Regions from separate parts of the Mus musculus genome. Here region 1 is linked to region 2. Evidence: chromatin loops called from intact Hi-C (ENCODE). Cell type or tissue: left cerebral cortex. All regions are shown on one strand. Links, peaks and the distances in the headings refer to the core of each region. The heading gives the core; the rest is flanking DNA. Region 1 holds the start of Bbip1 (BBSome interacting protein 1). Region 2 overlaps Gucy2g (guanylate cyclase 2g).

Region 1 (10,972 bases), core at 2,832-5,331, 1.3 Mb before region 2:
AGAAGGCTGAAGTAATACACTCTTCACAATCTATTGGAACGGGCAGCTCTGATGTCACTGACTGCTGTCAGAAAGAAAGCGACAGTGAATCAGAAGGAAGTCTCAGGAATGTGCACGTGTTTAGAGAGGAACGGTGGAGTACAAGCCACAGAAGAAGATCTTTTAGCACAGTCACACATGATATATGTAGCACACAGTGTTCTTTCCTAATCAGTAAGTTGAGCCATTCTAGTTGTCATCACTGACACTAGATATCTTGAAAATGCAAGACATAGTGTTAAAAGTGGTAGATAGAAAGGGGACTGTCACTCAAACCTGACTCCAGTGACATTCAACCAATCTGCAGCTTGATTTCCTCATGAATATTATCTATCCCAAACTGTAAGCATCAAGTAAAGAGTAGATAAAACAATGTCTAGAAATCCAGTATGGTTTCCTATTCTAAGTCAAACTTTCATGCATGATGGACGTGCTCTGCACTTCCAGTAAGGGATTTTCTAAGTCCAAACGTTTTCAACCTTTATAGACACCATATCCTCTAAGATGGCATGATCTGGTTAAACATGATTTAACACTTTTTATAAACTGACTTAAAGCAGCATGCACTGCTGACTCCTTAAGTGGTTTTGAATGTCTGGTAAAGCAATGTACACCACAGTATATAAAGCAATGTACACCACAGTATATAAAGCAATGTACACCACAGTATATAAAGCAATGTACACCACAGTATATAAAGCAATGTACACCACAGTATATAAAGCAATGTACACCACAGTATATAAAGCAATGTACACCACAGTATATAAAGCAATGTACACCACAGTATATAAAGCAATGTACACCACAGTATATAAAATCAAGGCTCAAAGCCTTGAAGGTTTTCAGTGATCAGTGAAGCGTAGAAACCTAAGCAGACTGTAATCAGGGGGTCAGGAGTCTGTTGTATGTTAAAAATAATATGCTGAATTTTTGGTAGAGATGACAAGTGACTTGATCCTTACCAAGAGAAATAATAATACTTTAAAGCATTTTGATTGTCTTTAAACAAAGTCCTAGTGTTTTTATGTAAGAAATATAGACATCATAGAGCCACAGCCCTATAGTCCCAAACTAGTTTATTTGCTAACCATGTGCTCTCACGTTCCCCAGTCCTTACTACCCCCACTGTTCTCCTTCCCGTCTCAGCTCAGCCGTTAAACATATGTGACACTGACCTACAGTAAAATACAGAGCCAATGCGATATATGTTGAATTGTCTAACTGCACCAGTTATACTCTGGCTGACCCTCCTTTGAGATAGGATCTGGATGCAGTTGCTTAGGTTGCTCTGGGACTCCTGGCCTCATCCCTGCTTCATCCTCAACAGTAGCTGGTACTACTGGTGCAAACCACTGGATCTGGCCTACTAGGCCATAAGAGTTAAATCCTAATTTAAGAGACTGAAGCACCAGAAAGAATTCTATAATATAAAGGCTATTTGTGGTAAGGGCTTTTAAGTAAATTCTTTTGTGACTATTAAGTCGGCTCTTTTAAAGTAAATTCAGTTTGGTTAGGTGCAGTTTCAAGTGGGCATGGCATAGGACTGTGGGAATAGCAATTTTTTTCTTTTGTATTCAAAAGTTGAAGTTGAATGATAGATGAATAGATTTTGGAGGAACAGAGGACAGGGCAGTCCAAGGGATCAAACTTAGGTCTTTGTGTACACTAGGCAAGCATTCATTGCTGAGCCACACCTCCAGCCCCCTATCAACTGTCCGATATTAGCTAATAAGAAAAGGGGAGAGAAAGTTCAGAGAGCACGTGCCTCCCAGCAGATACACAGTAGTAACACCCAGCTTTACTTAAGCAATTGCCCGTATGCCAGCAGAGTATGGACTGATAACATTCACGTAGAGAAGCTAACTGACATCAGATATCAGACAGTTGGAGACAGAGTAGATTCTATTCTGTGTAGCTAGCTGGCATCTGCTAGTATAATTGTGTTGCAACATGCTCAATTTGGTTAATTAACTCAGACTCATGTTAATAAAATGTGTGGTGTCTAGTTTCTGAAATGTGCCCAAGCCTCAGAAGAGGCCCTGCTCATGGGAGATCTGGATGATGCAGAAGCAGACACCACTGTTACAATCATCGTCATCTCATATAAAATACCTGGTTCAAAATTCAGTTCTAGGTGACAGTCTTAAAAATACTAACCAATAGCCTCTGTGAAAAGTTAATTAGTGGCTGAGATAGCTGGTTAGCTATTTCCATAGTATATAAGAAAAGAGAACTAGATAGTTTACATTTTCAAATGACAGTCCTCAAATCTCAGAAATTCTGTATAAAAACCTTGTGTCATCACTAAAAAATATACATTCTTTTTCCTAAAGTCCTCAAGAATCACTGAATTAGAATCTTTTTATGTGTTTGACATTGAACTTGGCGATCTCTCTCTCACACACTAACTTTCTAAATATTTTAATGCCCAATATGTGCCTAAATTAGACACTGCTTTAGAAGTTAATAATAATCATACTCTGACCACATACGGTATGCTCTGAAGCAAGCTAAAGTACTTTATATAATACTTGAATTCTGTTCAAATTTCGTTTGAAGCCCAGAGACCCTTAGCTAGTGGATGGGCATATTCCTCAAATCCAGGCCTGATTCTAAAACCTAGTTTTAACTATTATATTATTTAGCCTTCCTGAACTCGGTATTAAGATTGTTTCACAATCATAGAGGAGCACACTTCCTCCTATACAAAGAACTATTGAAACATGTTATTTTAACTTTCTGTATGATGGCTGACAGCATTCTACGATAACCTAAGAGATTCCTTTTAACTTTCAGGATGAAAAGTGAGTGTGGGGCAGGAGAACGACATGAGCTCTGCGTTCTTGGGCGGTTTTCTCTTGTGATTATAAACTAAATCCCACAGTTCTCTATTCACTGGGCAGGGCATGTTCCTAATGAACTAAGTGCTAAGTTTAATCTTGATTTTGCAATTTTTAATACGCAATCTTTACTACCAGAAAGCTATCACAGAAACAACAGGACCAATGAGGTCTTACAGAAGAATTTCAGGGAGAAAATACCATTGCCTAAATTGGACTGTGGCCAGATGGACAATAGTTACCTTGGTATCTGCCAAGATAACATCAAGATTCACATATTTGAATTACAGAGCTATACATCTTTCAACAGCAGTCTGCAGGGTGCCAGGACTTGAAACTCAAGAAACTATGCTGACATCAGTATACTCTGCTGTAGATTTCATTGCATCAGCTTAAAGCATAGGCAAAGTAGCAACATTTATTAAAGGGAGACAGTCTATACTGCCAGCCTAGAGCACTATGAAATACTCTACACACAGAGGCAAATCAAAGCCAAACCCTCAGCTTGACAGGTGGGATGGACTCTACTAGTGACAGGAGGCGCCGGCACATGGAGCTGCGTCTGAGAACCCAGTACTTACACAGTCAGTCAGGCCTCCAGTCTAACTTCTGGTTTGCATGAAATAAGAAAAGGAATCCCTTTCCAACAATACCTCTGTGATGACTTCTTAAAAATGTCAGTGTCGCAGAGGGGAAGACGATCTAAAGTTCTAAGGTGGCAATGTCCATGTATAATACAAAACTTTGACAGGAGTTTGATTTATATATTCTCTGTATTCTGTTTTACAAAATTGCCACTTTTCTTGGTTGTAAGAATACTGTATTCTGCAGATTCTCAACTTCGAAATTCTTAGCAAATTTATGTTAGGGTCTGCCTAACTGCAGACCTATAAATGACTTCTAGATAGTACTAAAGTTGGAATATGAATAGGAAAGAAATGTGTACATAGCAGAATCTTAACAATTACCAAGCAGGTAAATGGACACACATCACAAAAGGTGACAGCTGACTACAACAGTAAACCTCAGGAGAACAGGATTACTTCATTTTTTTTTCTGGAACATAGGTAGAGAAGGTAGATTTGTACTTTAATTTTCGTTTGGTTAGGTATAAGCATATTTCAATTTACCTGAAAATTGTTCTTTTTTTTTTTCTTGCACCTTTAGGAATCCAATCTGTAGTTATCAGAACGATTGACTTCTTGACTCCAAACGTCCACAGAAGGAACTACATGAGACAATGTCTTGGAGACACATAAAGCATTTTAAATATTTTTAAAATGTCCTTTAAAAGGATATTCACAATCGTAAACACCCAGGACTAACTACTTCAATATACCCTAACCCAGACTTCTAGTTGAAGCTTACATAGAGCTCAGAAAGGGGAGGCAGGACAGAAAGGGAAGAAAAATCAAAGATGAAAGGGAAGGTTTTGCTTTGCGGGTTGGCTCAGGGAAGTCATCTTTTTCTTTGATAGCTGGGGTGGAAACCGGTTTCTTTGGTTCCCAAAATTTGGAGTTTCTAAAGGCCAGGGAGTGAAAGTACTGTACTCGACAGGAACTCGAGGAGGCGTGCACCGTGCCCCACTGTGCAGACCTAGGGACTGCGGGCCTGGCCTCGCCCGGCGGCCGATCCGGCTGCCTCGCCCTACAGGGAACCTCAGAGGGGCGGAGGGAAGGCTGGCCACCGCCCCACCAGCCGGAAAGGAAACCCTCTGCCAGCGGAAGCGGCCCGGGGCCTCCGCTTAGTCTTCTCCCAGCTCCCTCCCTGCGGTTCATCCGGCCTGGCCGGCCCTGCTGTAGGGCGTCAGGGACACTTACCTCACTCGTCAGCTCTGGGAGAGGAGGCACCCCCTGGGGCGCAGGCGGGGTCCGGCTACTCCCACCTCCTGGCCATGACCCTACTAGGAAGTGCAAGCGCAACTTCCGGTGCGAGGGAGTTTTGAAGCCCTAAACTGTAGTTCTAGGTAAGCGATCAGGGGCTCCGTAAAGGGTCTGGCAAGCAAACCGGCAGTTCCCGATCGCGAATTAACTCGCCCAGTGTGGACTGTGTGTGTGCACATCCTCCGTAAGTATACTTACAGGTGCATCCCTTTCCAGACCGCTCTGCTGTTGCCTGGGGTAACGGGGAACCAAAAGCAGGAAAAACGTACGTCAAACGGGTGACAGGAAACGCCTCCTGCCATCATCAATTATGGCTGCCTGGGCTTCAACCGTAACTTCCGACTGGGAGTCGTTTCTCTACCCGGCTGGAGGCTTTTCTCTGTGGCGGAGCTAGCCAGCGGCGCCCAGTGGGCGGGAGACCGCGCACTGCCGCGGAGGAAAGGAAAAGGGCGGGGACAGGGAAGCTGGCGCCAAGGTTTCCCTCTGATTGGGTGACTGCTTTTGCTCTGGCTCCGCCCATCCCTCCTCCCTAGCGAATGCCCAGGCTCGCTCAAGGGGGCTGGGGCGGGGCGATTGGAGCCAGAGTGTGTGGAGGGGCGGGGCGAGTGGGGGAGGGGCGGGGGGGCGGTGGCAGGGGAGCGTCGCTCGGGGAGCGGAGGACGAGGAGGAGGAAGGAGGTGAGCAGGGATGGTGGAGTCCGGGCTCCGGACGGCAGCCTGGGGCGGGAGCGGCACAGGAGCGCCCGTGGGCCGGTTCTCTGCTTTCCTGCCTGTCGGGGGGCCCGGCCGGCCGTCGGTAAGGGGAGGCCCACACGTCCTGACAGGCGCGAGCCGCCGGAGCCGGGGCGAGGCCTGAGGGGTCGGGGCCCTGGGAGGCGCCGCGGCCGCTTTCCGGGGTGCCACGGCCCGGGGCGCCGGAGCCTCGGAGCCGCTGCCCGCGCGGGGCCGGCGGGCGGGACACGGGGAGCGGCAGGCTGCCCCCTGACAGCGCCGGGCCGGGCCTACTGCGGAGCGGGCGGCCGGGACAGCGCCGGGGCGCGGGCGCGGGCCCGGGGCGGCGAGTCAGTCGCGCTCCGGCTGCTCCGGTCTCTCGGCGCCTCCCGGCCGGGACTGCGGGGCTGCCCGGGTCGCGAGGACGCTTGGCGCCGGGCGGGCGGGCGGGCGGGAGGGCGGGCGCGGCCGTAGGGCTGTGGGGTGGGGTCTCTGCGCCTCCACCCCAAAGTCCTCGGCGCTGAGCGGTCTCCTCCTCGCAGACCCTGCGGGACGAGTGGTGGGTTCGGCGTTGGGTGTGTTGCCGAGTGAAAGGAGTTGTGGCCGCAGAGACCGCCCTGCTAAACACGCCTGGTGGCAATCTCCGTGTCGGCTTTGAGGGCTGGAGGAAAAGTAGTGTAACTCCCCGCCCCCAGCTCGGAACGCAGGAGGCTGCAGGGCAAAAAGATTTTCCCCCTAGCCCCTCGGTATCCATTGTTTTGTACCATCCCCTCCCCCATGCCTAGGTAGAAGAATAAGGACTCCAAAGCAGTAATTCGCCCGCCTCTCTCTCTCTCTCCCTCTCCCCTCGCTCCCCCGTCCCTCTCCGCAGAGGTTTGTGTTAACAGTGCAAGTGGGGGGTTTACAAACAGGTGGAATTGCTTGTCTATTTGGGAATCGGAAAGAAGATGCTTTTGGGGTGTGTTTTTTTTTTTTTTTTTTTTTTTTTCATCTCATCTCACCTTTACATTTGGGAGATTCGATTTTCTTCCCATTGGTTTGTATCATTATGAAGGTGATGAAAATAAAAGAGGAAACCCTGTTTTGCGACCTATCCCCACAAGTATTTTTGAGGACTCAAGGGAAGTAAAAAATCAGCTTGCAAATGTGGACTGTGTGGTACATTGGTCTGCAGCAGGATGGTTAATCTGGGAGCTTACACCGGTGTAATCGCGTACACTCTTTGTGGATGTCAGAAGTTCTAGCATCTACCCGGAAGGATTGCCGAATCAAAAACTTAGCTGTTTTTCAGAATCGAATGGTAGACTTGTGCAAGCAAGTGTTTTTGTGTGTAAGTCATCAGCCCTGACAAAGATGTTTGATTTTTAAAGACCTGCGTTTACTAGTACACTCATTCCTTCAGTCACCCCTCCCTGGCATTGCCTTTGTAACTGTTCTTTGCTATGTATTTGAAGAAACTTAGAGGTTTAGCTATTCACAATTTGTAATGTTCACCAACTCTACAAATTAAATTGCAACTATATTTGAATTCTTCAAATGTTTTTATTTTTCATATGAGAGTTAAAGATAAACTACCTAAATGCGTACGTTCGTCAGTCATTCACCACCACGGGTTTAGGCTGCACACTCAAAACTTTCTCAGTGAGAAGTCTTCCAAACTTATTAAGACATAAAGTATTTTTATTTTAGTTTGAGTATGCATTTGCAAAGTAAAAGAGACAGAAATAAAGGGTTTTGTTTAAGGTTTCTACCTTTTAAAGGACTAAATGTAACTTAAAGGTAACATGATATTCCGGGCGTAGTGGCACACCCCTTTAATCCCAGCACTCAGGAGGCAGAGGCAGGCGGATTTCTGAGTTCGAGGCCAGCCTAGTCTACAAAGTGAGTTCCAGGACAGCCAGGGCTATACAGAGAAACCCTGTCTCTAAAAACCAAAAAAAAAAAAAAGTAACATGAAATCACACTCTTGCAATCTCAGTTTGAAGTTAGTCTTGACCTCACTCTAGCCAAGTACATTTATCCCTGATGCTTAAGTTTCTGAAGAAACTATATTTGTCACATTTGGCATTTCCTTTATGATATTCTCAGTGTTTTTCTTTCATTACTCAGAAGTTAGTATGTATTGAAAGATGGTATAAAGAGAGACATTAGTATTTCCAACCTGGATTACATTTTACTTTGTTTTTCTTAGATGTCATAATCAGAAATTAGATCAGAACTGTTTTTGGTAATTGTGGCAAGTATAGATCATAAGTCAGCATGTGAACTTCAAACCAGTCATAAATTTGAGGTACTTTATTTTTAAATAGGAACAGGAAAATTATGATTTTTGATGTGCTTGTAGAAATTCATTTAACATATTATCACATTGGGTTGAGGGTGTAGCTCAGTAGTAGAGTGTTTACATAACATGTACAATTCCCTGGGTTTGATTTTCCTAGTCCTGCGATTGATCAATCAATCAATCAATCAATCAATCGATAGCTGTTCTTTATGTGTCTCAGGACGATGGCTTTCCCTCTTCTAGCTAGTCACTATTCTATTCTATATGAGCTAACCTCAGGGTGGCTGCTGGCTGTTGCTGAGATGTGAGCGCGTTTATCCTTACGTGCATGAGCTTTTCCTTGCTTGTGTATGTGCAGCACATGGACACTTGACAGAGGCCAGGAGATGTCACACACCCAGGGACTGGAGTTACAGACGCTTGTGAGTGGCCACCTGTGTGCTGGGAATAAAGCTCTGCTTCTCTACAAGAGCAGCCATAATGTTCTTAAACTGCTGAGCCATCTTTCCAGCCTCAAATGTAATTTGTTTTGTTTTCTATTATCAATATCAATTGTGGATAAAATTGGGCTGTTTTGTGCAAGTAATAATTTTATTCATATTTTTTAAAATTTGCTGAATTAACAATGTTTTGTATATTATGTTTTTGAAAGATTCTTGTTTTTAAAAAGGTAATTTACATATAAAAGAACTCTTGGCATTTTAGATCAGAACAAGAACTAGGCCTCTTGTGTGTAGATGTAAGGGTATGAGTATTTGGAGGGTGAAGATGGAATGAAATAACATCTCTGAGGTCAGTTGCTATGTCCTTCTTGTGTCTTTCACGTATGAAGAAGCATAAAACCTTTGCTTTAACCAAGACAGAATTTAAACCAGAAAACAACCCGATAAGTTCCCTCAGTGAGTTCTGAATTTTGTTGCTTAGACATGGTGTAAGACTTCTGGAATTTGTTTACAAATTTATCTAAATTAAGGGAGGGGAGTTGGATATCAGGAAGTGTCAGTGTTTGTTTTTATTAGACTATTAGTGAGTTGGTGAATGTTTTCTTGTGAGTGAATTGATTTGGCTGTATATTTTAGCAGAGTGAGATGTAAAACGATACTTGAAATGAGTCGTGTAAATAATTAGGTTGGTAGGTAATCTTATTTAATGTTAGACTTAGCATATTCTGTGCATTAGATATTTTGTATTATACAGTTTATAATTTAAGGCTAATGAACAAAGCATGAACATAACCATGTGCTAGTCTTACCTTACTCTCAACTGCTGCGCTTCCGTAAGCACGCCACACCACATCAAAGCTGTGCCCTGTAGATCTGTTTTACAAGGATTTTCTCTTAATGAACTAAACTCTCAATATTCTTATCTACTTGTCTAAACTTGACTTTAAAATGTGCAGTTTCATAAGTTACAAGTATGTTTGAGCTTGGCATGTTGCATAGCATCTGAAATGTGCTTGTTACTCAGAACAGGGTGGAGAAAACATTTGTTACGTCTGAAAAAGAACGCGTGCTCTAAAATAAGTACTTATTTTAAAGTAAAATAGTTTTATTCAATGTATTCTCCCTGTCCCCAACTTTTTAGCAAGGCATTGTTAGTTCAGTGAAGCAAAGTTGGAACACATAAAAAGAATATTATAATTACAAAGCGGTCTTAAGCTTTTGAGATGATAACATGTATTTCTTGAGTAAGTATGTAGTTCTCATTGTCAAGATTGAAAGAGAACTAATTAGATTTCATACTGCCTCATTACAACTTAGTCAGAAATGATAACACAAAGTAGCGAATTCTGTACAAGTCAGGGCTCTTCTCTATGGAAGAATGAACGTACTGCTTGTATCTAAACTATGGTTCAAAGGGTGAAATCAGCCCATGTAGTATACCTGAGAGGTTTATGAATTGTTTTTTTGTGATGTCTTTATGACACTATGAATTTCTAATGTTTCAGTATATTACTTACCCTCCATTGCTATCCAGAAAGCCTACCATTTTAATGATATAATTTTATAGCTGATAAATTTTTTATTTGGGGCTGGGGAGATGGCACAACCTTATGTAGCCAAAGTTAGCCTCAAACTCTGAAGTAATAGGCTGGCCTGCAACTGAACCCATCACCTCAGCTTCTGGAGTGTGGGATTTTATAGAGTGAGCTACCATGCCTTCTTTTAAAATTCTTTTTTCACTAATGTTCTAGAAGTAATGATTAAATGACTTGTTCTGATACAAGTAGTTCCTAGAATTTGAAATTAACTTTATTTCAGGATTTCTAGCTTGTAAGGTAAATACTCCTTGTTTCCTGCTTTCCTTAAGTTATGGTTTGTTGCATGAATTGGACAAGTCACGCGTACACAATGTGACAAGTGCCATACCAGCTGAATCATAGCAAACTGGGATGAGTTAAGGCTGAGCCTGTCTGTGTAGCTGGCAGTGCTCACTGGAGATATGCCCTGTGTGTGGAGGATATGCCCTGTGTGTGGTGGTTGAAGGTAGAAAAAGAACAAGGGTTAGGTAATGGTCCATTTTGAAAATTATGAGGACTAGTTGTTTGGATTCCAGTAATATTTTTTTAAGTCCTTAAAATTTATTTGAGGTGTTTGTGGGTCCAGGCAAATGGATGTCACAGTGAAGCACACGTGTGAAGGTACCTGCCGTAGTTGGTTCTCTCCTTGCATCGGATGGATTCTTGGATGGAACTCAGACTCTGGCCTCACCGCACCAAACCATGCCTTTGGTATGCCATTCAAGATATTAAGCCTTACAGTAGATTTTCATTAAAGTTTATATTTTGGTGGTTATTTCTACACTTGATCTTAGCCAAAAGGCCGAGAAGCGATTGGTGGTTATTTCTTGTGTACCTAATTCAATTTTGACTTTGGACTATAGTATAGATCTATATTAATGTTAAGGGTTACTTAAATTATTACTTAAAATGTTTACCTAAGTAAATATTTTGATTAATATTTTAATGCAATACAAAGATATCACCCTAGTATGTGATAATTTTGAGGCTTACTGATTTTGTTCTTTAAATTTATATTTAAACTTTTTTTTTAGGCAATACATACAGAATGATATTTATATGCTTAGAACATGATTACATTTAGTATGTAAATATTCCTTCTGAGTATTATAAAACCTTACTTTTAATCTTGGTGGATACTGCTAGTTATTTTGGTGGCTCTGATTCTGTGGTCAGCAGTCAGATCCTGATGG
Region 2 (10,972 bases), core at 2,769-5,268:
CACAGAGGCTTCCGGCTTCATCAGAGGCTGTAAAAACCTAGCTTTTATTATTGTCGGTCCGTCCCCCCCAATTTGGAGTGTGTGCATGCATGTGTGTGTATGTGTGTGCATGTGCATGTGTGTTGCCACCCTCATAATCTCTTATTTCTTCCTCGCCCCCTCCCCACGTCCCTTCACCCTGTCTCCACACACAAGCCCCTTAGCCCCGCCAGCAGCATACTCCAGCTTTACCCTCTGGAGCTGCCTCGAGGTCCTCAAAGGGCCCGTGGGCCTGCTGGTGGATCAAGTCCCTCAGGAGAATGGCAAAGCTGTAAACGTCTCCCTGAGGGGTGCCAGAACAGGGACTCTCCCGAAGCCGCAGCAGCTCTGGGGCTGTCCAGTAGAGCTCTGCAAGACAATGGGTACCACTTTGAAGCAAAGTTACCTCTAACCCCTTCCATGCTGTGGAAGTACATGAGGGCAATGTATCCTGAGAGGTTGGCCCTGTGAGAGTCTGCCTGGGAAAGCTTGCAATATCCATAAGGACCTCGGAGAAATGTCCAAGGAGGATGCTCCAAACAAGTTCATAGTTTACCCAGTACCGTAGTACAATAGCTGTTTCTATTTATTAAATGATAAACTTATATGTAAATCTAATAATTTGTTAAAATGCATTTCTATACGTTTTTTAATCAGTAAATGCTTCACTTGTTTGTCTGTTGTGCATAATTACACACCTGGAGTCAAATATGTGTGTGTGTGTGTGTGTGTGTGTGTGTGTGTGTGTGTATGCACATATATACAAATACATATATATATATAAATACATATATATATATATACATTCAGAATTGCATGTATATGTATTTTTAGTGAAAAGGAGTCATGTAAAAATAAATTAAGGTCTGACCTGAGAGACAGCACATTCGTAGTCTCAGCTGGCTTTTAAAAGACTGTGTGCTAGCTAGTTTTATGTCAGTTTGACCCAGGTTAGAGTTATCCAAAAGGAGGAAACCGCAATAGAGAAAATGCCTCCAAAAGATTTGGCTATGGAAGGGATCCATCCCATATACAATCACCAAACAGGCACTAATGTGGATGCCAAAAAGTGCATGGTGACAGGACCCTGATACAGCTGTCTCCTGAGAGGCTATGCCAGAGCCTGACATATACAGAGGCAGATGCTCCCAGCCAACCATTGGACTGATCACGGGGTCCCCAGTGGAGGAGTTAAAGAAAGGACTGAAGGAGCTGAAGGGGTTTGCAACCTCATAGAAAGAACAACAATATCAACCAACCAGACCCCTCCCCCACACCAGAGCTCCTAGAGACTGAGCCACCAACCAACATATGGAGGGACCCATGGCACCAGCCACATATGTAGCAGAGAATGGCCTTGTTGGGCATCAATGGGAGAAGAGGCCCTTGGTCCCGTGAAGGTTCAATGCCCCAATGTAGGGGAATGAAAGGGTAGGGAGGCGGGAATGGGTGGGTGGGAATACCCCCATAGAAGCAGGAGGATGGGATAGGGAGTTTCTGGGGGGGGATGGGGAAAAGGGATACCATTTGAAATGTAAATAAATAAAATATCCAATTAAAAAAAAGAAAGAAATGAAAAGAAAGATTTGGCTATAGAGCATTTTCTTAATTAACAGTTGATGGTGGAGGGTGCATCTCTTTATGGACGGAGCCACCCCTGGGCTGGCGGTCCTGACTCCTATAGAAAGTGCGCTGAGCAAGCCATGGGGAGCAAGCCAATAAGCAGCACTCCTCTGTGGGTTCAGCATCATCAGCTCCTGCCCCCAGGTTCCTGCCCCGTTTGAGTTCCTATCCTGACTTCCTTTGATAGAAGTGTAAACTCAATAAACCCTTTTGTCCCCAAGTTGCTATGGGTCATGGTGTTTCATCAGAGCAATAGCGGCCCTAAGTAGGATAGCCTGGCAGATCTCATTGTCCATACTGAGAACACAGAATGAAAACAAGAAGGAGCATAGAAGACAAAAGAGAAGAGCAATCATGGCTTTAGTGGCCAAATAAATGACAACTAGTCTCCTAACACAGACCTTAAACCAGCAGGTCTCAACCTTCCCAATGCTGAAAACTTTAATACACTTCATCATGTTGTGGTGACCCCCCCAACCATAAAATTATTTTCATTGCTATTTCATAACTGCAATTTTGCTACTGTTATGAATCATAAAGTAAATATTTTTGAAGATGGAAGGTTTGCCAAAGGTGTTGCAACCCACCAGTTGAGAACCACTGCCTTTCACCACAGATTCATGCCACCGCACGGTGATTTATGCCCTCGCCTTCTATGGATGAACTAAACAAGTCTGTTTTTTCAGCTGGGAAGGAAAAAACTACCCATAGGTTCCCACGAAAGTCAGCATCATGAACCAAAGACAGACAAGAAACCCTCTGACCATTTAGCCCACAGCAAGTGGATCTCAGCTCTGCCAATGGCTACCTGAATGGTCTGTGGCCTCCTGGTTGTAGCTCCTCCATGTGCTGCCGTGCTTGAACTCCCACAACCCAAATCCTGACAGCTTCAGCTGCATGTGACTATCTACCAGGCAGTTGGAAGGTTTCAGGTTGCCGTGAGACCTCAGTGGGCTCCCATGCAGGAACAGCAAGCCCTGCAGGAGTAATGACGAGCATATGAAACAGAACTGGAGGATGCAGCTCAAAGCAGTGCGCACACACACCATACGCCTCAAGCCGAGCTTGCGTATTTAGGGCCCAGAAGGAAGCAGGCTCAGAATTTAGAGACGATGCTTAATGTGGAAGATGTTTACAGGCTATAAAAAGGCAGAAAAACACAGCCAGCCGTGGGAGGGTAGATGGTTTTTTCCAGAGCACTGGGGCCTTTCCATGGGTGGGAGGGGCTAATGGAGCGTCTGGGACTGAGACAGAATGTTTATTTTAGGAAGGTAGGTGGGAGGAAGGAATAACTTTTTTTTAAGCTATCATATCTGAGACATGGTTAAAAAGGGGGGGATCTTGGCATTTGTAATTTCCCAAGGCAGACGTGGAGTTGTAAGAGGAAGGTCGAAGGGAAAGGCCCAAATTCCCTTCCTTGTTCAGAAATAACGCAGACTCTGCATTTCCGAGCTCTCGGGTTTGGGTTGTTGTTGTTGTTTTGGTTCGGGTGTTTGTTTGTTTTGTACTGCTGTAAAAGCTCTGGGTATCTTCATTTTTGGAACTGTGGGCAGAAAAGCAATCAAGCTGAACTGTCTAGGCGTAAAGTCAACACTGAGGTGTGAACCTGTGGCAGCCTGGGTGTTGTGGGCCCCTCTTACCTGCCTCGGAAACAGGTGTCAACCTGTGAATACCAAACAATAGTGTCTCCATCAAGGATAACTTTCAGGAGCAATAAAAGCCCCTTACTACACCTAACTCACGTGACCTTCCTGAATGACCCTAGAGAGGAGGGGATAGCCTCCTCTCACAATTGAGCAAAGAGAGGGAGATAAATCAGCGCGCCAGGCAGTCTGGTTGCAGTGATGGAGGTAGGCTGGGTGCTCTGAAGTCGGATTCCAACTCATGACCTTGTCCAGCTCCAGCGCCCTCTTCTGGGCAAGGAAGCCATGACAGGCAGACAGATGGTGCCGTCTGTGGAGCCCCACACTGTAGTATTGATTTGTGAACAAATAGCCGCTAGCATTCGCGTGCACATATGCTTCGCATGCATGACGGTGGCTGTGCGTGGTATTGGTTTGTGAACAAGTGAACAGCAGTAAACATTCACGGGCGCATGCCCTTCACAGCCTCACATTTAACCTTTTCTAAGCCTCGTTCCGCTTCTCAGTCATTGCAGTTTCAGTGTTCACCAGTAGGTGGCGCATAGCGCTGGGATAGAGCCCCCAGGCTTCACAGGCTTCAGAGCCCCTCGCTTCTCAAGAACTACTCAATTCCCCGGCCTGGGTGGTTAAAGGGAAGTGGGGAGAGGAAAGCGGACCACACTCTTCCAACACCCTTGCTCAAGAACAAACTAGATTCCACTAGGCTCAGAAACTGCTGGGAAGGAGAAGGGTGTCAGGCAGGCTGGCTGCGGAGGCACTGATGACACAGCAAAGAGGATCGGAGGGGACCATTCTTAAAGGTTTAGGATTCCTGAACCTTAATCCTCTTAGATAACAACAAGCTTGCTTCAGCGGGAACCCTAGGGCCAGCATTGCGTTGGAAGTGTGGACCGCTACAGATAGCAATGAGTAAATGGCCAGGAGAGAGCAGCTATCACTAACCCCACCCCTACATCGGGAGATGGGGTTCCTTTATCCCCGTGGCACCCTTGTTAAGATGATAAAACTGAACCCGATTCATACCAGCGGGCTATGGCCCAAGTGTGCAGTCTGCTGAGACCTGAACCCGATCCACAGCTCTCCCTGGCCTTGCAGACACGTCTGTGTGACAGGTCACAGAGACACGCAAGGTTTTGCTCCTGCCCTTGTCGGTCCCACCTCAGGCAGCAGACTTGTCTGGTGTTACACGGGGTCCCTTTCTTTATCTCACAGCAAACAAACAGCGTTTAAGAGCTGGGACTTTAGTGGAGCTCATTGCACATGTAAAATGAGCAAGCTTAGGGACCGCCGCGGTTCTGGGAATGCCGTTGTCTCCACCCGATTGCATGCATGGGTGTGTTTTTATTTTCCACCCTAATGAAGCAGTATGATGGTGCATACTGTCAGAGAACAAATAGAACTCTGAGTGTCTTCATGACTCACGAACCAGGCAGCATACACTTAGGCTGCTCTACCACCTGACTGTGGCCTGTACTACTTGCTCTACTGGAAAGTTCTGGAAGGTCCCCCGGGGCTCTTACACCTGGCTCTCTCCTGTTTGTGTTCTCTGGGGCTTAGCAGGAAGCATGAGAGAAAGCACAGGCTTTAAAGACAAACTAGCCACAACCCCCGGTCTGACACACTTACCAGTAGGGCCAGGAGCTGACTAGACCTCAGTTTAACTCCCTCTTGAAATCGGAGTAAATACTAGTAATAGTTAGAAAGATCAACATCGGATCAAAACCCAGTGCAAGTCACAGGTATGTTTTTAATTTTCCTTTCAGCAGCCATCTTAAGAAAAGCTAAACAAGTAAAAATAATTTTAGTAATATTGTGAATTTAATTTGGTGCATTTAAAAATCTTACTCCAGAATACAACCATTTTTTTTTTCACTAAGCCCTCAAAGCAAATGTGGATTTCTTTCATACTTGAGACATACCTCAAGTTGACCTGGCTCCATTTCCAGTGTTCATTATGAGCATGTGTGCCTTGTAGAACCATATTCAGATAGTACAGAGTTATTCCATAGAATTCTTGGGAGATATCAATGAGAGTGTAGTTTTTAATCGCCACACTAGAGTTATTAATGAGAGTGCTAATAATTATGTTTAGTAGTAAGAAATTAACATTGATTCCGTATCCGTTACAAGGTAGCCACAGTGCTAAGCGTTCTGTATACTTTAATTCTCAGAGCAACTTTGGGAGACGGGTTCTGATATGATCTTTATTTCTGAGTCTCAGGGTGGTGAAGGTCATGTGATCCGTATGTAACAGAGTTGGGGCTTAAATCTCTAAGTCAATTTCTGTAACAAACTGTTCCTTACTTAGATCTCGCCAAGGCTTGCTTTAGTTAGAAATGAAGGTTCGCCCCTCAGACCTCATCAAGGCTTGCTTTAGTCAGAAACGAAGGCTCATCCCATTGCTTTGGGATCCCAGAGGACAGGAAGATGAGCCCCACTCGTCTGTGTCCTCTATACTCTGACTCCAATCAAATCCAAAGTAAATATTCAACCCCTAACTCTGTCTGTAGGTTACTTGGAGAACTTGGAGAGTCTCTCTCTCTCTCTCTCTCTCTCTCTCTCTCTCTCTCTCTCTCTCTCTCATGCCTGATATAGAGAAAGTGCTGGTAAAACAGACATCAGAGAAAGGCTTATTTTTGTGATTGGCATGTGACAGTCTTAACTGCCCTTGTCTGTCTTTAAGAAGTGCCAGAGTAAAATAAACTTTTGACAGATGGGCGTTAAAAGTCTACAGCAATAATAACAATGGTTTTCCAGGGTTGCCCTTGGATACATAGTCATGGAGAAGATTGTGTTTGTCTACCTTGCTTGGCAACAAGATGCCAGCTTTTTACTGGAGCCTGGCAAGTCAGGCTCTCGCCAGGCCGAGTCAGTTTCTTGGGAGCGCAGGGCAGTAAAACCTTTGAGAAAGAAAGATTTTTAAACCAACATCCAGTCCACTCCCATGAACATGCAGAGAGTCATAGGCTAACAAGGCCACTCAGTCAGTCAGTGTCACAACCTCTAGAAAGACTCTGTGGCCCACCCGGCACCCAGCAGGGTTTGTTTATTGATGAGTGCAATGCCAGCTGCTGGTTGCACGGGCAGGCAGTTTCTACCATGGGTTAGTTGAGGTATCTTCCTCGCTAGCATCTACTTCCTGGAGCTTTTCTTAGCAAAAGTCCACACGGCAAACAAAGGACATCTGCTCGCTCATCCTGCTTGAGGAGATCAGCCTCGAGTTGCTAGATCATATTTATTAGATGTGGCACACTCCATGGCTCATCTTCCCAACTCAATACCTGCCTTCCCCATCCCTCCCCACCATCTGTATACCTACAGTGAGTCATCTTGGGCTTTTGTATCTAGCCACCCACACCCTGCATACTCCCTGCCTTCATGGCAGAGCTGGATCTCTCTCTCTACCCTCCTCTGAGTATTCCCTGCCATACCCTGATGGGCACCTACTTAGGAGATTGGCTCGTCCCTGTTATGAAACATAGCGGAAATCTCTAGTCCTTCATGCTACATAATGTGGTGTGGGACATGCCTGGACTTGAATCCTATTGGCTCTATTCCGTAGCTATGAGACTTGAGGCAAGCTATATGAGTGCTCTGTCTCCCATCTGCAAAACAAGAGTAGCATGTGTGCCTTGTATCCTGTTGTAAGAATTCAATAAGTCAATAAAACAAAATATAGTGGTCAATGCCTTTTGCATAATGGTATCCTCATAACGTGTGTGCGTATTCTGTTACAGTGACTATTATCATTCTCCTCTTAATTACAGGCAGTTCTTGCTTTCACATCCTCTCATATCACTGCCCCTCCCCCCTCCCCCTCCCCTCCCTCCCACCCCCACCCCCACCCCCACCCTGTCCTTTTAGCTTCGTGGTAGTGAGCCTCAGTCTCCGAGGAAGGACTCAATGGCTAGAGAGAAGAAGGGCATATCCTCAACTTGTGGTCAGGTAATTCAATTCGCCCTGGGATAAGAAGTTCTCCACAAAGTCTAAATGCCCTGTGCTTTCCTAAGGGGACGCGCACTCATTCCATCTTTAGAGTAAAGCACTTTTCCTGCTCAAGGTTTACGTGGATTAGAAAATGAGAGAACCAGGGAACGTCTGTCTGAATTGAACTGATCGAATTTCAACCTGGGGTCACTGAACCTAAAGAGCCTTCAAGAGAGCCAAAAGGAGATGAACCGCCATAGAGGGCAACTGTAGAATGTAATACTGTACGATGTGATACTCACATTGACTATGTCATACGCAAAGGAGAGCTTGAATATCCAATCTATCTCATGATCGGAGTTCCTCATAACATCCTAGAAAACAGTTATTTCCAGACATCACCCGGACTAGAGCTGACACACAGTGAGCCGACACACAGTGTGGCTGACACACAGTGGGCTGACACACAGTGAGCTTCCTACATGTATTTTTGGCTAGAACTAATGTGAGGTGGAGATGTGGTGCCTAAGTGGAAATCTTCACGGGCTCGGTATGGGGAGAGGAGATGGTTTTGAATTCTTATTAACACTCTTTTGTCCGACATGAGCCTAATGGTCTGGAGGAGGGTTACATTTAGAAGAAACCAAGTTCATAGAGTTTCCACCCAGAGCAGAGGAAAGCTGTCCTTGACAGCTCACTGTGCCTTGATCCCAGGAAGCAGCCCAAGGTAATTCAGGTCTCTCTATGAGACAGAAAGGAACCACGCACGGATGAATGGGAGAAAGCTGGATACTGTTTCCCAGGCACGGTCTAATAAATCACAACCTCAGATTTAACATCTCTGCTTACCTGGAGACTTCCTTTTTTGCAGTACTGTGTAACGATGCAGATGTTAGGTGGCTCTGTGCAAACACCAAAGAAGGGGACGATGTTTTCATGCTTTAGTTCGCACATCTGGAAACAATGGTGGCCATATCATGACATACGCCTCCACCTAGGGGGTTACTGTATGCTCTACCCACGTTGAGTTAATTCCTAAGGTGCTGTGAAGAAAGAACTTCCTTTTTACATTTTACAGACAAAGGAACGGATGCCTGGAAGGTGACATAGCCCGCTGCAGGGATACAATTGATAAACGACACAGCTGGAAAAACCCGGCAGTCCAGAGAGCAAACCAGATTAGCCAAGTCTAATCTAAGCTACGGGTGGAAACTAAACCTCATCATCACAGACAGATCCTGCATCGCCTCCCTAGTTGTGGCTGTTGATGCTGGTGTGTGACCCTGCATCACTGTCACAAAGCAAAGTGAAATACCCTCCCCCAGATCCAAGTTCAAAAGGAAGCAGGCAGCCGTCTGAGACAGAGGATGAAGGGTCAGAATTAAGGCCAGGAAACGTTAAGGGGACAGGTAGAGTTAGGTGAGAGCCAGAACCTCGGTCCTCTGGAAGAGCAACCAGTGTTCTTAACCACAGAGTAGAATGTTCTTAACTCGGATGATGTAGAAACATCGCCACTCATAAAAGGCCATGAGTCTGAGTCAGAAGCCTCTGCAGCAGAGAAAGTGTGATGGTCCAAGCTGGAAAAACACTACTGAACCTTTGGGACAGAGGCCACTTCTCACAATGAGAACAGAGAGGCAGCAGGGCAGAGAGGACCCTTACCAGGCAGACTTCCCGCCGCACAGTTGGCTTCTTAACCCAAGCTTCTGCTTCGTCACCAATATAGCAGAGGGCCACCTGATTTCCCTGAAATCAGAGACAAAGTAGAAGGTTCTCTTTCTTTTCTCCTTTTCAGGATTTCAAATGCGTGGGCAGCTTGCCTGTCTGTGCACCGTGTGTGTGCAGTGCCTGAGAACAGAAGGGGACATCAGATTCCCCTGGAGTGAGAGTTACAGCTGGTGGTGAGCTGACATAGGTGTGCTAGGAATTGAACCTAGGTCCTCTGGAAGAGCAACCAGTGCTCTTCGCCACCAAACCTTCTCTCCAACCCCAAAGTAGAATGCCTATAACTCAGGATGATCCATAAACATCACCATTCATAAAGGGTGAGAAAGGCCAAGTGGGAGAAGAGAGGAGAACACCACTCTGGGGATAGCATTCTGCTCTCACTGAGCAGGCAACCCACATGGCGACACTGTGGTAGGTCCTGGAGTCTAGCAGTTCAAGAGTAAGGTCTCCTGCAACCATCATCACAGCCCTGCTAGGCAGCTGTGGCTAGTCCAGTCCTGGATAGGATTGCTCAGGTTGGGTGGCTTGTCCACAGTGGCACATGTGTACAGGTAGAATTTGAATATCTAACTCCAATATTAAACTCTCTCTATTCTACGTTTATCATCTAAGTTTATCATTCAAGCATGTAGTGGGTTCAAGTCTCAAGTCTGGAGTCAGGTGCCCAGTCCAAGTCCATTGTGACAGTTCGATTGTGGAGCTCTCCCAGACTCCATTTCTTTCCTTGCAGGATGTCAGGGGACACCACCAGCAAACTTGCATGGTTTGGGGAAGGGGATCAGTTAAAAGGCAATGGTATTGGAAAAGCAATCATTGGCACACAAAGCTTCCGTTCAATGCCATACCCGGCATTTGTTACCTCTAGGGTCTAATGTTTTGAGAGTCATTCAATACCTAACCACAAAAAAACATGTAACAATGAGGTAGGCGCTGGCTAGTGGAAAGGATACGGTTTGCACACAGGGAAGGCAAGGTGCAGATGAGCTCATCGGCAACCTTAGATCTACCACTGTTGGTAGGAAAGCAACGGGGAGGACTTTGGGAGAGAGACAGGATTTCCATGGAGGAAGGGATGCCTGTGAGACTGAGGAAACGGTTCTCAGAAGAAATGATGCTGAAACCTGAAGGACGAGAACGTCCCTGAGTCTCGGAGTGGGGAAGGCAGAGTAGGCAGGACACACGGCCAGGGACTGAAACCACACTTAGGAGCAAGGACCGGTGATTGCCCGACACTTTCTGCCTCCATTTCCCAGGACCTATTTATTTAACTTTCTCCAGAGGTAGTTGAAACTTTAAAGAATGACTAAGCTTGTGGCCTGGGGCATATACAGCCCCCTGAGAATGGATAGGAGGGGTGGGGGAGGGGTGGTGCCTGAACTTTTACACTGCAGATGTATCGATGCCCACAAGGCAATTAAAGTCCCAGGATAAAGAAACCTACACTGTAAGACTGCAGCGTATTAAAGTTGCCACTAGACACATGGGACTATTTAAATTGTGTGTGTGTGTGTGTGTGTGTAGGGCTGTGCATGTGTATGATGTCAAAGGTCAATGTTGGGTGTCTTCTATTGGTCTCCACCTTATTTTTGAGACAGGGTCTCTTATTGAACCTTCAGAAGCTCACCAATTCATGTAGACTGGCTGGAGACTAGCCTCTACCTTTCCGGGCAGTAGGATCACAGACTGCCTCTCCCCGTCCCTCTTGCTGTTTAATTTGAAAACTTTCCTAACTGAGTCATCTCAGCAGCTCCCTAGCTATTTAAATGTAAATTAATTACCTTTAGCATTCAGCGTCCCTAGAGAAGCTAGGGTTTGATCACCAGCAGCTAGCGGCTACCATAGCTTTGGGGTACCGCCATCAGCCCAAAAGGTTCTGCTGGAAGTTCTAAGCCTGACTCAATCACCGGGATCATGGGGGAGCTTGTCAGAAACGCGGAATCCCAGGCTGCACCTGCTGACCCAGACTCTTCCGTTCAGAAACATTTCTTGAGTCACTTTTTAGGTAACACGTAGTATTTGTATGTACTTTCCTG

The links. Hi-C counts contacts between places; a loop is a spot of excess contacts. Peaks named below come from ENCODE experiments on the same cell type or tissue, not always from the same donor. Only the 100,000 strongest peaks of a DNase experiment are listed, where the experiment ranks them.
Region 1: a loop joins it to region 2, with 3 times the contacts of the local background. A loop is called at or near these places in 4 of 42 quality-filtered maps.

What each region holds. Positions count from the first base shown.
Region 1 is chr19:53,939,454-53,950,425 of GRCm38, forward strand. It overlaps Bbip1 (BBSome interacting protein 1), which reads right to left and starts at 5,174. Exons shown (of 4, transcript NM_001195338.1): 1 at 4,703-5,174; 2 at 4,013-4,126. Shoc2 (Shoc2, leucine rich repeat scaffold protein) reads left to right here and starts at 5,423. Exons shown (of 9, transcript NM_019658.6): 1 at 5,423-5,560. In left cerebral cortex, for the core only: CTCF peaks have their summits at 4,099 and 5,184; DNase peaks (open chromatin) are centred at 4,776 and 5,181; H3K4me3 peaks cover 1,528 bases; H3K27ac peaks cover 1,480 bases.
Region 2 is chr19:55,214,814-55,225,785 of GRCm38, forward strand. It overlaps Gucy2g (guanylate cyclase 2g), which reads right to left. Exons shown (of 21, transcript NM_001081076.3): 10 at 8,874-8,957; 11 at 8,061-8,165; 12 at 7,514-7,585; 13 at 2,450-2,618; 14 at 232-387. Among named protein-coding and RNA genes, the nearest start is that of Gucy2g, 21 kb to the right of the region's middle. In left cerebral cortex, for the core only: a CTCF peak has its summit at 3,754; DNase peaks (open chromatin) are centred at 3,601, 3,787 and 4,659; H3K4me3 peaks cover 649 bases; H3K27ac peaks cover 2,045 bases.